2 separate regions of the Homo sapiens genome follow, and region 2 is linked to region 1. Evidence: chromatin contacts called from ENCODE Hi-C or POLR2A ChIA-PET data. All regions are on one chromosome and are shown on one strand. Each heading gives the region's core, a stretch centred on a gene start or an enhancer-like site at or near the end of the contact. The rest is flanking DNA. Distances are from core to core; before and after follow the strand shown.

What was found. Hi-C counts contacts between places; a loop is a spot of excess contacts on that map. ChIA-PET counts read pairs that join two places held with the same protein, here RNA polymerase II (POLR2A).
Region 2: a loop to region 1 is called in a map of heart left ventricle, with 1.9 times the contacts of the local background. The contact joins two enhancer-like sites. A Hi-C loop is called at or near these places in 1 of 168 maps with a recorded cell type or tissue (heart left ventricle). POLR2A ChIA-PET finds 5 or more read pairs at or near these places in 2 of 52 experiments (BJ and Caco-2).

Annotation. Positions count from the first base shown.
Region 1 is chr4:123,853,317-123,860,068 of GRCh38, forward strand. All of the region lies in intron 4 of LINC01091 (long intergenic non-protein coding RNA 1091), which reads left to right. Among named protein-coding and RNA genes, the nearest start is that of LINC01091, 210 kb to the left of the region's middle. RefSeq lists an enhancer at 1,343-5,059. Within about 2 kb of position 3,900, at least 14 of the 41 ENCODE cell types and tissues checked have a DNase peak (open chromatin) inside an H3K27ac peak, as active enhancers do.
Region 2 is chr4:123,746,386-123,753,137 of GRCh38, forward strand. The region is part of intron 3 of LINC01091 (long intergenic non-protein coding RNA 1091); the gene reads left to right. Among named protein-coding and RNA genes, the nearest start is that of LINC01091, 100 kb to the left of the region's middle. RefSeq lists enhancers at 2,645-3,230, 3,231-3,814, 3,815-4,398. Within about 2 kb of position 3,191, at least 6 of the 41 ENCODE cell types and tissues checked have a DNase peak (open chromatin) inside an H3K27ac peak, as active enhancers do.

The DNA of each region.
Region 1 (6,752 bases), core at 2,650-5,149:
TCTTATAATGTGAGCACATGAATCCATAATTGTCCAAATGAAGAGTTCAAGAATAAATTACTTGATTTAGAAAGATTCAGAAGAGCTTGAGTCTCTGGAACTGAAGTCCACCTCAGGTTTACATTTTGCCTCATAATCTTGGCTTTTAGAATGCATTTAATGCGTGAGAATAATTACTGGGTACCAATCACTTCTTTGCTTAGATTATTTTATGTACTTTGTGCATTAGATAGTTTTACTATTAGTTCTATGAGTGAGGTAGCTTTGAGGGATTATGTAATGAGCTTTAGATAATATAGGTGGTAAGTGGTCCTACCACTTTCCTTAAACAAGGAACTGTGCTCCCTTGCCTCCTTTTCTACCCCTGAGCTTCTCTCATCACTCCCTGCACCCTGTCCCCAATTTATTGACCTCAAATATTTTTCTACCTTGTTGCAGACTGAAGTGAAGGTCTTAGCAGATTTTGGGACACATGGAGTGCAGCAGAGGTTATCATCGCACACTGTGTTTATAGCTTCACTCAGCCAGGGTTTTTTGGCAGTTTTCAGGACCATAGAGGCCTCATTTCAACACAGGAGCCAGTGTAAATACACAACAAAGAGACCACACCTGAGGAGGTTTTTCTGTCTATTTTAGTGACCTTGTTTGTGGCTGTGGGCCACTGGCGATCCTTCTCATCAGTCAAATATTAAACTTCTCTTTCCGAAACTTCCCTTAGGCCTGTCTGAAGATTTTTGGTCCCCATGTTTTATGAAGTGATAAAGATTTTGAGCTTTTCAAAGACAAAGCTGGTATGTATTTTTTAGATGACATTGTCATCATGATTACATTTGCCGTGTAAATTAATTTTTATTTTTTTAAAGAGTAAGTTACCACTGAAGTTCCTCTTCTACTTGATAGTTGTCAGAAGACAAGATAAGTGCTTAGGTTTTGACATTCACAATCTATGTGACAGGAGGCTGATCAAAAGTTGGATTTCTGATACCCGATGAAAGCAATACGGTAGGGCTGGGCTAAATCAGATTGAATAAAGATCTTTCCTTCCTGTTTCTACTGCGGCATGAATACTAATAAGTTAATATGTTTTGGGTGCCCACCAAGTACCCATTTTAGAAGACCTTTAAAGAATATAAGAAATGAGTGACAAGATCCATGCACATGAGGAACTTAATTATTAAGAAAAGATTCTAACAAACTCTGGACCATTAACAGTTTGAAGGCATGGTTTTGCTTTTGTAAACTGAATATGAAAAGATGACAGGAAATAAATGGTTGTAATGTGTAATAAGAGTGGTGGTATTTGAAAAGAGGAAAGCTTGGAACATTTTTGGTTTGGTACACCGACAAATGTTGAGGGGCCTAGCAGATTTGCAAAAATTGAGTCTGGAAATTTGGTTCCCAGTGTGTGAACAGTATGGTCTGAGGGTCTGAGATAATTAGCAGAAATTAATCTTAACTTGCTGGCTTTAGTTTCTAAAGAGGCTGCTGACATGACTTGGTGCTATGCAAGACAAAGTTGACATGTAATGCAAGAGACGTTAATTCTATCTGCCAAAACATTAAAAATATGCTTATTAAATAGAAATAAATAATCGCTACATATGTATATAAAATAACCACAATGAATTTTTACAAGTATTGGATATAAATGAAAAAGTGAAAATTTCATACATCCTGCTTAGATATAGATGAAGCTGTTTTGCATGCTTCTCTTTCTTCAGTATTTAATTAGGAGATTTATCTACCTTATTGTGTAACTTGATTTTATATTTTACGTGTAAGAAGGTGAATCAACTTTTCTGTATTGCAACAATCTTCGTTAACATTTTCAACATGTACTTTCACTTTAGCTGATTTATAATTGCAGCTTCACTGCTTTATTGTCGTGTTTTATTCCTAAAACAATGTGTTTCTATATTTAAGGATGATATGGTGCACAAATGTTGTTAAGCATACAAATTGATGGCATAATTTGCCCTTGACCTTGGATCTTGGTGGTTGCTGGGACACTGAGGAGAGAGCTTTTTTTTGGCCATGTGGGAGACTACCAAAGGCATCAATTTTAAAACTAGACTGGAGCAATTACCATTACATTTATGTTAGAGGTTAACATTTGTGTTATTTCCTCTTATTGCCTGGCTTTACAGAATGTTATGCCCCACTGCTTTTATTAAATCCAGGTAATAGAGGAAATAACAGTGTTATTAACCTCTAACACTGATGAAAAATTAGTCTTAAGTAAAACATGGTTTAAAATCAGAGCCATTGAGCCAGTACTTTAGCTGGTTCCCTGACCAAGCACAGAAAGGCTTTGTATACTCATTGTGCCCATATTCATTATGATAAAAGTAAAACAAAGTATAACACGAAATAAATCTCTGGGGGAAAAAGGGATTTGATTTTAATATGTACTGTATTCTTACTAGTAAATGTTATAGTTTACATGACATTATATAAATAAATATTGATCAGGAGAGTACCACTTTTCTATGATTGAAAGAGGAATTCGTTTTGATAACTTGATTACTTTCACAGAAAAGCACTTAGAAATTTAATATATAATCATTGACCTCATCAGAAGTCACTAGTTAGGTGCTTCCAAACACAACTGTTGTTAAGCTGAGGATTACTTTAGAAAATTTCCCTTTTCTTTTCTTGTTTGCATTTAAAACAATAATTTTTCAAAGTGATTTTTGGGATTTAGGCAGAGTTTGCTTCCCTGGTCATACAATGGTTACACATGGTTTTGTTGGGATGTTTATGCTAATTGAGACCACAAAGTTGTGAGTGAATTTATACATTTTAGGCAAATTAGGAAATATAGACTTAGTCAATACAATTAGAATGATAATTTATTGTAGGAAAATAAGATCTTGGTATCATAGTCTATTGATTATGTAGTTTAAATAACCCTAAATGTATTTTGTATGCTTTGATTAATAAATATTGTATTTAAATTTAATTTTAAAGCAACATATTTCTATTAAGCAATGCATATGTGTATCTAAGTAACTCTAAAGGTTTTTCAATTGTCTGATTTTTAAATAAATCTCTCTGCCTAACATTTATTAGTGAATTGCCAAATTATTTAAAGGTATTTTTCTTTTGTGGAATAAAATGTACCTCTTAATATAAGCATATTGGTTTCTAAATTACTCAATATATTTACCATGATTTTGTAAATAATGAAGTAGTAAAAGATTTCCTTTTAATCTATTATTTTAAATATAGAATTAATATAATTGATTAGAATAAATATCAATGAGAGAGAACATTGTATCTTACATATTTATTCAAAGGATGGTGTTGGGTAACACTAGATTTAAGAGCTTTTGTGTGAATTAAATAAAACTGCACATACAGAAGTGTCTTGTAATTATGTTAACAGTAAGTATTATATTATTCTCATGACTTATAGTGGGGAAGATGTATATAAACTTCACAGTATTCATGGCATTCCTATAGTATAAGTTGTTTAATAGAAAATAACAAAGAAAAGTAGGCATTGTACTTCTTAATCTTTAGGTAAATATACATTCCAGTTGCATGAACAGTCCTATGTAAAGGCTCAACAATCCGTTTACTTTTTAAATTAACAACCACTTCAATGGTTAATTGAGTATTTCTAAGCCAATAAATTACCCTTCAACATTACTGACTGGAAGCTTAGTTAGTATCCAAAACAAGCCTGGCATTAATGAACTCATTCTCCAACAAAAGGAAAAGGAAGCATCAAATCTGAACTTTGGATGTGTTCGGTTCCTTATTCTAAACACATTAGTACACTGTATTTTCCCACTTAGAGAAGCTTTTGTACACTGAGCATGTGGCTGTTTAAATGCCCCAGCGGGACATCCAGAGGCTGCAAAAACGGGAAAAATTATTTGGAACAATTTGCTTTCGTTCAAGGGCAACCATTTTACAGCTGGTTTATTGCTATTCTTGTGCTGTTTAAGCTGTCTTTCGTGTCAAAAGTCCTTTCCTGCTTACAGATCATCAGGAAGCATTCTGCTGCGTGCTGTTTGCCTAAGTTCCTCCAGGGCTCCGGGCCTTTGATCACGGATACCATTTGCAATCTGGTTAAAAATAGGAGGCTGCTGAGATAAGCTTGGGTCCTGGCAGTGAGGAAAAGGCCCTTTCCTTTTTTTTTTTTTCTTTTTTTTAAACTTTGTTATTTTGCTTTTTAGCATGGGAACACATAATTGAAGCAAAGAGGAATAGTGCTTAGAAATTATAGCATGCTTAGAGGTGTAAAAAGTTTGTGTGAAAAAAGGTTATTGGTTATTAAAAAGTTCAGTTTTTTGAAACCAGTGTCATTATTGTAGTAAGTTAAAGTTTTGAACATAATGAGTACATTCTTTTCTTTGAGGTTGACAGAAACAATATTTGCTCCCTTACATTTAAAATACACTACTGGTAGCACAGCTTTCAAGCTTGTACTCCTAAGGATGGCATTTAAACCAGAAGCATATATTTTTTTTTTTTTAGTGAGGAAAAATATATTATTGTTGTTAGCAAACCTAATATAAAAGAACAATAATATATTTAATATTGCTATTAGATAACAAGCATTGTAAGGATAAAGTCAGAATAAAAGACTCATATTTTTTATAATTTTTATTGCTTATCATTTTCTAGTGCTTTCTTAAATTTGTCAACTTATTGAAAACAAAAGCATGAAGATATACATGATTTTTAAATTATAGTTTCTCTCAGAATTTTGATTAACATGATTGTATCAATCTTATGATATAGGAGGATGGTGACTTTCATTATTGTTTGCTTAAGCAACAAGTCAAATATACCACAAGCCAGGAAATTAGAGAATTAATTGGAAATGAAACATAACCTAGATGGTAAAATTGGATACTAGAATATCAACATGATACTCAACGTAGAATATTTACTGTGAAATAAAGTGTACTAGAAGGGATCTTGGGAGTTTAATGAATTTTTCTACCAGTGGGCAATATCATTTATTTGTTAATTTACTCAAATAAAGATCTGCGCAAAGCCAAAACCTATGAAGTAAAGCAGAATAAAAGAGTGCCATCCGAGGCTAAAAACATGTTTACTGTATTGCCACATGCATTCTTGGCAGTTTGGGGTCCTGTGTATATTTTGGAGGGGTAAAGAAGAATTAGTCAAAGGAAAGATTGTGGGAATAAATTTGTAGAATGGAGGGTAGGTGAGGGATTAGAGATGAAGGAATCTGTTTATATGGATTTCAGCATGAAAGAGAGTTTAGAAAGAGAGTTCCTGAAGCTGCAATTGATGCAGTTATGCTGGGCTGGAACAACTTGGGATAGGAAGTGTGGTGGGGAGGCAGAGTGGACTGAACTAAGCTGGCTGGAAGTGAAGTCTGGGATGAAGTTTACAGTGCGAGGCAGAATCAGATGATGGAAGAACATGTGCTGTGTACACTGAGTTGTATTAATTGTTATATATATATTTTTAATCAATAGTGTACTAACTTGTGCTGCTGAGTTTACTGAATTCATATTTTTAAAAACTCTAATTTGCCTAACTTTCAAAATAAAGCATCTAAAGCTTATTAAGCATATAGAACAGGAAACTTGGAAAGCTGTTCTTGTGTTTGTGTTTAAATATTACCAAGTATATAATAGCTCACATTCCAGCAGACACAATACTGTGGCTTAGTCAGACCATGTTTTATATTACAAATAGTTTTACGTAAAATGAATGTTCCAATCTATATCTCCAGAATGAAGACAGTCCTCTCTAAAAAGGGCTCCTTCATCCTGAAAGCTAGCTCAGAGGGTTTTTTGAGCTTTGTGTCCTGTTTGTCACTTCTTTGAGTATCTTAACCTGCAGTATAGTTACCCTTGCCACACTACAGTATCATAAAATGGGCATCTTGTATCTCTGTCTCAAGGTGATAATGGAGTTGAAATGTATATCAGGGAAAAGATCAGGATTTCATTGAAAAGATGGAATATACATTTTGCACTAATGTCTGAAAAATCAACTTGCTCATAAGTTATTAAAGGACCACAGGTGCAAGCAGTGCAATTTTTGCAATTCCCTTTCCTGATATATTCTAGCAAGGTCATTTGCCCCTAAGCCTCAGAAGGTTAATTGGATCTCATAAGTGAATGCACCCAATCACTCATGATTTGGGAAATTTTAAAATTGTTGTTATTTAGGCATTAACATTGGAATATCAAATTTGACTTTCTTTTTACTGAGTGGGATTGTTCTAAATTTGCTGGTTTTATGGCTCTTGTAATGAAAATTATTAAAAAAGAACACTAAAGGCCAACTTAAATAAAAACTACCTGTGTTGCTCAAATAAGTTTTTTACCTACATGTCTAGCAAATAGATTTATGGAAATTTAAATCTGCTTTGAGCTCTTTGGGACAAGCGTAATAGCCCTAAATCAAGTATTCAACATGCACCAGAGGTGGTCACTGTGTGGTAATTTTGTTGGTCAATGGAGTGACTCGTACTAACAAGGAAGAAATAGGAAAAGCAGGGGGTCGAGAAGGCGAGGCTGGACACCACTGTGTGATTAAAGTAGAAAGTGTTTTTCTAATACAGTTCTGTGCCTTATTTGTCTGTCTTCCTTTTTTTTTTTTTTTTTTTTTTTTACATCTTTTTGTTCTACAGTTTTGCTTTCTTTTTTCACCTGTTCTCTTTTGCTGAGATGGTAAGTTGCAGGCTCTATTCTGGGTTTAAGTTGATTGTACAAGTAGCAGAGATAATGACATTTTGAATTTGTTAAAAAGCT
Region 2 (6,752 bases), core at 1,941-4,440, 110 kb before region 1:
AATATGAAAGTACTCCACATTTTGTGTTTTTTGAAAAGAAAATATAGGGGAGGAAGTATATGTTTCCTCCTCTTCCCCCTTATATAATTTTCATAAAAACACATATCTCAAATGTGATCCAGACACAGCCAATCTGTGCCAATATGTCAATACAAAATGACAATTGCAATCAGATATCCCCCACAGGCATTACATAGGATTACCTGCATTTCCTAAGATAACTGTGTTTTAGAAAATTGACACAAAACTGACATAAGACAATCCTGGTAAGTAGGATTGGTGATCCATTTAATAGAAATCTACAGTGGAGGAATGGTTTACACTGGATGGCTTCTTGATGTTGCTGACCGTTTAAGTGGGAGAGATTGCCAGCTAAGAGTAAATATTATACATATATATATTTCTTCTTCTTTTTTTAATAATAGAGACAGGGTCTCACTATGTTGCCCAGGCTGGTTTTGAACTCCCGAGCTTAAGCAATCCGCCTGCCTTGGCCTCCCAAAGTGCTGGGATTACAGGTGTGGGCTACCATGCCCAGCCTTAAATGTTATATATTTTTAAGTAACATTTTATATGGTTTTATATACATTACTCCTTTTTAGTCACATATAAACCCTGTGAGACAGATGGGGCAGAAATTACATATTTTTACACAATAGGTTAGGCGATCTGATTACAATCAGTACTGGTATGTGTAACCTAGAGCTAGGATTAGGACTAGGCTCTCAGACTTTCATCAGCACATCACACTGCCAGGCTTCTTTCGGCTGAGCTGGTGGGGCTCCTCTGCTTCCTCCTTTCCTTGCGCTCAATCGCTGTGCTCTCATCAGCAGCTAGGAGCAGCAGTGCATTCTTTTCTTCCCTCTCGAACAGTCCCACGTTTAGTAGGAATTAATAAGAAGCTCCCCTCCATAAAAAAGTTAGAAATCCATTTCTTTTCCAAGACCCTTCTACTTCAGTTAAAGAAACTGAGATCTAGACGCAGAAGGAGGCCTGGGCTACAGACTCAGTGCTCTTTCTGCTCTATCACATTAGCTGACATCAGTGTCGCTATAAGAAACAAAAAGAATCTATTTAAAAACACAACTGATTACAGCTATTTCTGCCCCTAGAGGAGGAAAGCTCCTATGGCTGGAGATGATGGCTTTTTATTTAGAAAGTTTCCTTGTTATTGCCTTTAAATAAAAAAGGTTAGGCTTCCATTCCCTCCTCCCCTGCATATGGTGGTGCTGGAAGGTCTGAGCAGCAGGACAGCAGGCAAAGGGTTTCTAGAGACGTGCCAGCCAATGAGAAAGCCATGTGGGCTGGGGTGGTAGAGTACTTTTAAGAAGTGTCAAAATGAATATTAATGTAAAGGGCTCTGATGCCACCTCCCTTGCTGAAAAAACTTCAGTATAATCTGCTAAATAGATACTCCAATGCCTTCCTTGAGTGTTCTTTGTAGGGTAGAGGAAAGAGGGGACACAGGTACATCAGAGTCCTCATTGGAAGAGTGAAAATAGCAGCTGCTTGAGGCTAAAGTCTAGATTTCAGTGGGTACAGAAAACTTGATGTAGACTGTAGGGCATATACCACACAGATTTGCAGAGATTTTCAGAAGAGCAACAGCCTTCTTATTAGATGTGCATTTGCTGATTTGATGGAAATCTCAAGGTCACTGTAACTTCAGTTGACTTCTCCCTTACACAAAGAAGAGGCTAAAAGCCGTTATTGATTGCTCTCAAGAAATCAGAGAAGAGGCCATGGCCACTCAAATATCCTAAAAAGGCTTTTGGATTTATGGAACTGTGGAAACTAACAGTCTTTAAATATCAACTGGTCCAACCTTTGTCTACTTCCTTCTCCTTCTCATCCTTTTTGCAATAAAGGAATCAAAGACTTAGATTCAATATCCAATGTATACCAGGCCGTTGAGTAATCACAGATGCAAGACTAGAATCTGACTGTGGATTCAGAGTCAGAAGCCCTGGGTTCTGCTCCCTGCTGCATTTTCTTATTTTCTGTACCTTCTTGAACCTCAGGTCCCTCTCTGTAAAAAGAGGTAAGTAAAATCACATCTCACAGGGTTTTTGGAGGACCCTATGAGTTAATGTGGGATTTGAAAACTGTAGGAATGTTAAAACATTTTATTGTTATTATTTATGAGGTTATTTGGGTGCCAACAATTATACGAAGAGGATTATTTTGGCTTTCCTGAAATAGCAGCAGTGCTATAGTTGAAGTGACTTCACTGTTCTGCATGTCTGTGTGTGCACATGTGCAGATCCAGGCCAGGGCTAGGCAGTGAAGTTTATAGATTGTCTTTTGGGATAACGAGCTTTTGGGCTCTTGGTAGGCCTTCTAAATAATACATTGTTTTTCTTCTTTCTTTTCTTTTCACAGGAATTAGAATAATAGCTAAAATTTCTCACTTGTTTCTTAAGGAAGTTAGGAATACATCTTAATAAATCAAGAAGTTCAAACACATCATCCATAGCAACTTGAAGTAGACTCCTATTCTGTTTAACCATGCCTTTTGAGAGTCAAAATCCAGGGATGCTCCCTACAGCCAGTCTTGAAGAACAGAAGGGGAACTACATGCCACCAGGCTATGGGAGCTGTTTCAGCAGCAGATCATTACCTAATCTCTTCCTGTCTCCCCGGTAGAGCTGAACAGAGCCTGTGAGAGAAAATTCCGGATGTTAAGGGAAGGAGAAAGAGGTATAGGTGTAGGGACTAAAAGTTGATGTGGTATCATTCCTATGAAAAAAATAATCAGATTCATTTTTATATTTCCTAAGCACGCTTATATTTGGTGAAAAAAAAAGAGCATGTTAGAGACATTATTTATGATGGTCATGCCTCAAATCTTGTCTTTACTTACAGTTTCCATTTCCAAAACTCTCTTAAAGCTTCTAGTCTTTTTAAGCCTGAGTATTTTAATAGAAGTAAAGTCTCTCCTGTCAGAGTGCTATTCCCTAGACATGTTTGCCTCCAGGGTCTGAAAAGAAAGGAGTCCATTTTACACCCTGAAGCAGAGTGTACCCCTCTGTTCTCTTCAGACAGTGTGGGGAAGGATGTACCCCTTTAATCTCAAGAGGCAAGAAAATATCGAAACAGATGACTTTGGCAGGTTTGCTGAAGGCTGGCGGCAGGTTGGCCGGGCCGCAATCAGTGGCCTCCAGAGTTCAGCGTGACAGGAAGCAGGGGCTGCTGCTCTGCCTGGTCATTAGTGAGGAGCAAGAGAGCCTGATGATTAGTCCTTGCAGCACTGGAGAATGTTCCCATATCTGGCCCAGGGGACAGAGAGGTCCCAAAACATCCCAGACATTTGGTCGTCAGCGCTTTCATTCTCTCATCACTCAGGAAGTTAGAGAGAAGATAAAAACAAATTAAAGAATTTTTTTTAAAGCACTCAAGTTTTTCTTAACATTTTCCATTTCCTTTTACAACACAAGTTTTAAACCTTGTGATGAAATGCTAAGTCACAGATGTAAAGGTGTCAAGAATTATAATTGCACGTTCCACACACAACCTTAGCTCCTCTGAGCATGCAAAAAAACCAGGAATTAAATAACTTGCTGATTCAACTTTGTCAATACAATGAATCATATTAACAAAATGTTAATGAATTAGTGAACTTCCGCAAAAGGTGAAGAACAGCCATGAGCATCAGCATTATCTTGAGATGTTAGGGAGAAAGGGTGGTGGGAGGGATTGGGAGGTAGCAGCAGCACCAGCACAGAAACAAGGGCCAGAAACAGGCCTCCTGCAGGGGCAGCCACTTCCTCCTCCTGCCTGCTTAGCCCTGCTCTGCAGACACACAATAATCACCCCAGCGGGTCTAGGGATCAAATGACGGCACTGCTGAAGGATTAAGAGCAACTCTATCCTCTTGGCTTGGACTTTGGAATTTTCATTAAAATGACCTTGGGTGTGGTGAGAAAGGAATTCAGACAACAGGGATCAAGTCTTAAACATGTCACCTGGGAAAACAACCGAAGGGCCCCTTCAGAGAGAGCTTTCTTTCTGGGACTCAGGCAGAGTTGTCACACTTGTTTTCCTAAGTGTTTCTCACATGGGATTAGCCTCCAGATATGTGAAAAGTGAGGAGTTGAAGGTCTGAGGTAGGCAGAATGAGGCAAAAAATAAATTACAATGTGCTAGTGCAGGCTGGACTTCTTAACGTTCTCAAAGCTCTGTAATGTTTGACTTGTTGAGAGATTGCCCTCTTCCTCTCCTCATCTCATTGCTCTCAATGGAAGGAGCTGGGGCTCCATCTGCAATTCATGGTGGGTTATTGTAAAAAGCACTGTAGAGACTGGGTTGGCCTTATGTAGGCAGCAGCCTGTAGTCCAGCAGACGTGGATAGATGGCTGCAGGCTTGAGACTTAGGTAATTTGAGGCCGGGCATGATGGCTCACACCAGTAATCCCAGCACTTTGGGAGGCTGAGGTGGGCGGATCACGAGGTCAAGAGATCGAGACCATGCTGGCCAACATGGTGAAACCCCGTCTCTACTAAAAATACAAAAATTAGCTGGGTGTGGTGGTGCATGCCTGTAGTCCCAAGTATTTGGGAAGCTGAGGCAGGAGAATCGCTTCAACCTGAGAGGTGGAGGTTGCAGTGAGCTGAGATTCTGCCACTAGACTCCAGCCTGGCGACAGAGTGAGACTCTGCCTCAAAAAAAAAAAAAAAAAAAAAAAAAAAGTAACTGGAGAAAGGGTACAGGCCTCAGAAATTTAATATCAGAAATGGGAGGACTTGGGAGAAAAAGTAATCTGCTGATGACTACCACAAAGTATGTAAAAAGAGAATAGGTTTCTCAGTGTGGCTCCTATGTCTGTGGGCTCCTGAAGTGGGCTTAGCTGAAGTAGGAAAAATCATAGAAAGGTCCTCTTATAGCATCACTAACGAAATCAACAGATGTAGGCTAGGAAATGGCAATGACTAGACGTCAGAAAAAGGTTAGACAGTGAAGGTTCTGCTGAGACAGAACTGCAAGGAAGTTTTTTGGTCTTTGTCCATGCCCAGCAAGGTGTGGATCCTGATGTCTATCACATCTAGGATTGGCCATGCTTGGTTCTTAAACCAGTGGGGTCCAGTCTGATCATGTAAAGGACCGTCTTCTCCCATCAGTGCTTAGAGTAGTGAGGAGATGGGACCTGGTTCTGGTACTTGTGATCAGAGTGCCGGCAATTAAATTTGGCCCTTGGGATTTGTAAATTATTACATAAAGCTGCAAGTTTCCAATCTAACCACTGTCATCATCATCGTCATCACCATCATCATCATCATTATAGCTACCTATCAAAGGATAAACTCCGTTAGACATGGTATATACTGTTTGTAATCTTTTCTGATTTGGGAGACCAAGGAAATGAGTATCCTTATAATGTCTGATGCTCTAAAATACTAGAGCTCAACAGTTTTTTGAGGTCAGATTTTTAGTGATATGACCAGAGAGCTAGAGAAAGCACTTTGCAGTGTGAGAGAGAAGAAAGCAAAATTATATACATAGGCAATGGGGTTGGCTAGAGAGTTACGAGGGTTTTGGTTGTTCTTAAGCCACAGACTCCATTTTATTCATAGGTTCTACAAAACATTTTTTTTATGATAAAATTTTCTTTTTGCTGAAACTATGGAGGTTTATGTCACTTGCATAAGATAGTCTGAATTAGTAAATGTTAATAAAGCCTACCCTTCTTGTAAAGAAAAAGTTACAAAGAAAGAATAAAATGATTGTAAAGGTTAATAAAAGGATATAGGAAAATAATGGCTTACCATTCCATACTTGCCTAGAGCAGAGCTCCATAACCTGTGTTAGGAGAAGATAACTTTATCTCCAATTGCAAACCAAATTAAAAATATCATATATTGATACCTAAAGAATTGTTCTCCATAATGTCTCTGATTCATAAAGCTAAATGGTGTGTATTCCAAAGACTATAAGTAGACCTTTTTGCTTTTTTAAAATTTGTGAATGTCTGAAGCTCTCTATCTTTTTGGTTTTGTAAGTTTGGAAGAGGAAGGAAATATTCAACTCTTTTTTTTTAAACTATATTTCACACCATGTTTACATGATAATGGATAGAAAATTGTAGCTTAATGAAATCATTACATTCTTCTGTTTCAATATGGGGAAAGAGTTCACAAATTTATATTGAAAGAAAGTCAATGGCTACATGATGTATACTTAGAAAATCTAAAAGAATCTGCATGTACACTATTATAAGTGAATTTAACAAGTTCACTGGATATAGTATCAATGTATAAAAGTCCATTGTATTAATATATGCCAGTAAAAAATGAATAGTTAATAAAAATTGTAAAATATACTGTTCAGAATATAGTTAATTTAGAGCACCTGTGAATGCTTATCTCCAAAATGGCCTACTTGCAAGGTTGGCCCTTAGCTGGCATATGGGAACTTGGATTTCTACAGGGTTCTCATGACCCCAGCTGATAAGAGTTTTTCACTGTATCTATACTGTGTGCAAACAATGTGGTATATTTTGAACATCTGTTTCCCTCTGGGAGTCTGGAATTTTGGTATGTTGGGCACAGAATCTCCAGTGAGTTTTCCTGGTAGACAACATTCTGTACCTCACAATTTATTGCTGGGGGAATTAAGCTTATCCTGTGAGATTCTCCTGGGAGAGAACTTTTTGAAGCGTGTACTTGGTGTAATCTAGACTTCACCCAATGCTCCCTTTCCTTTTGTTGATATTGCTTTGCATCTGTTTGTAGCTCTAAATCATATTCATGAATAT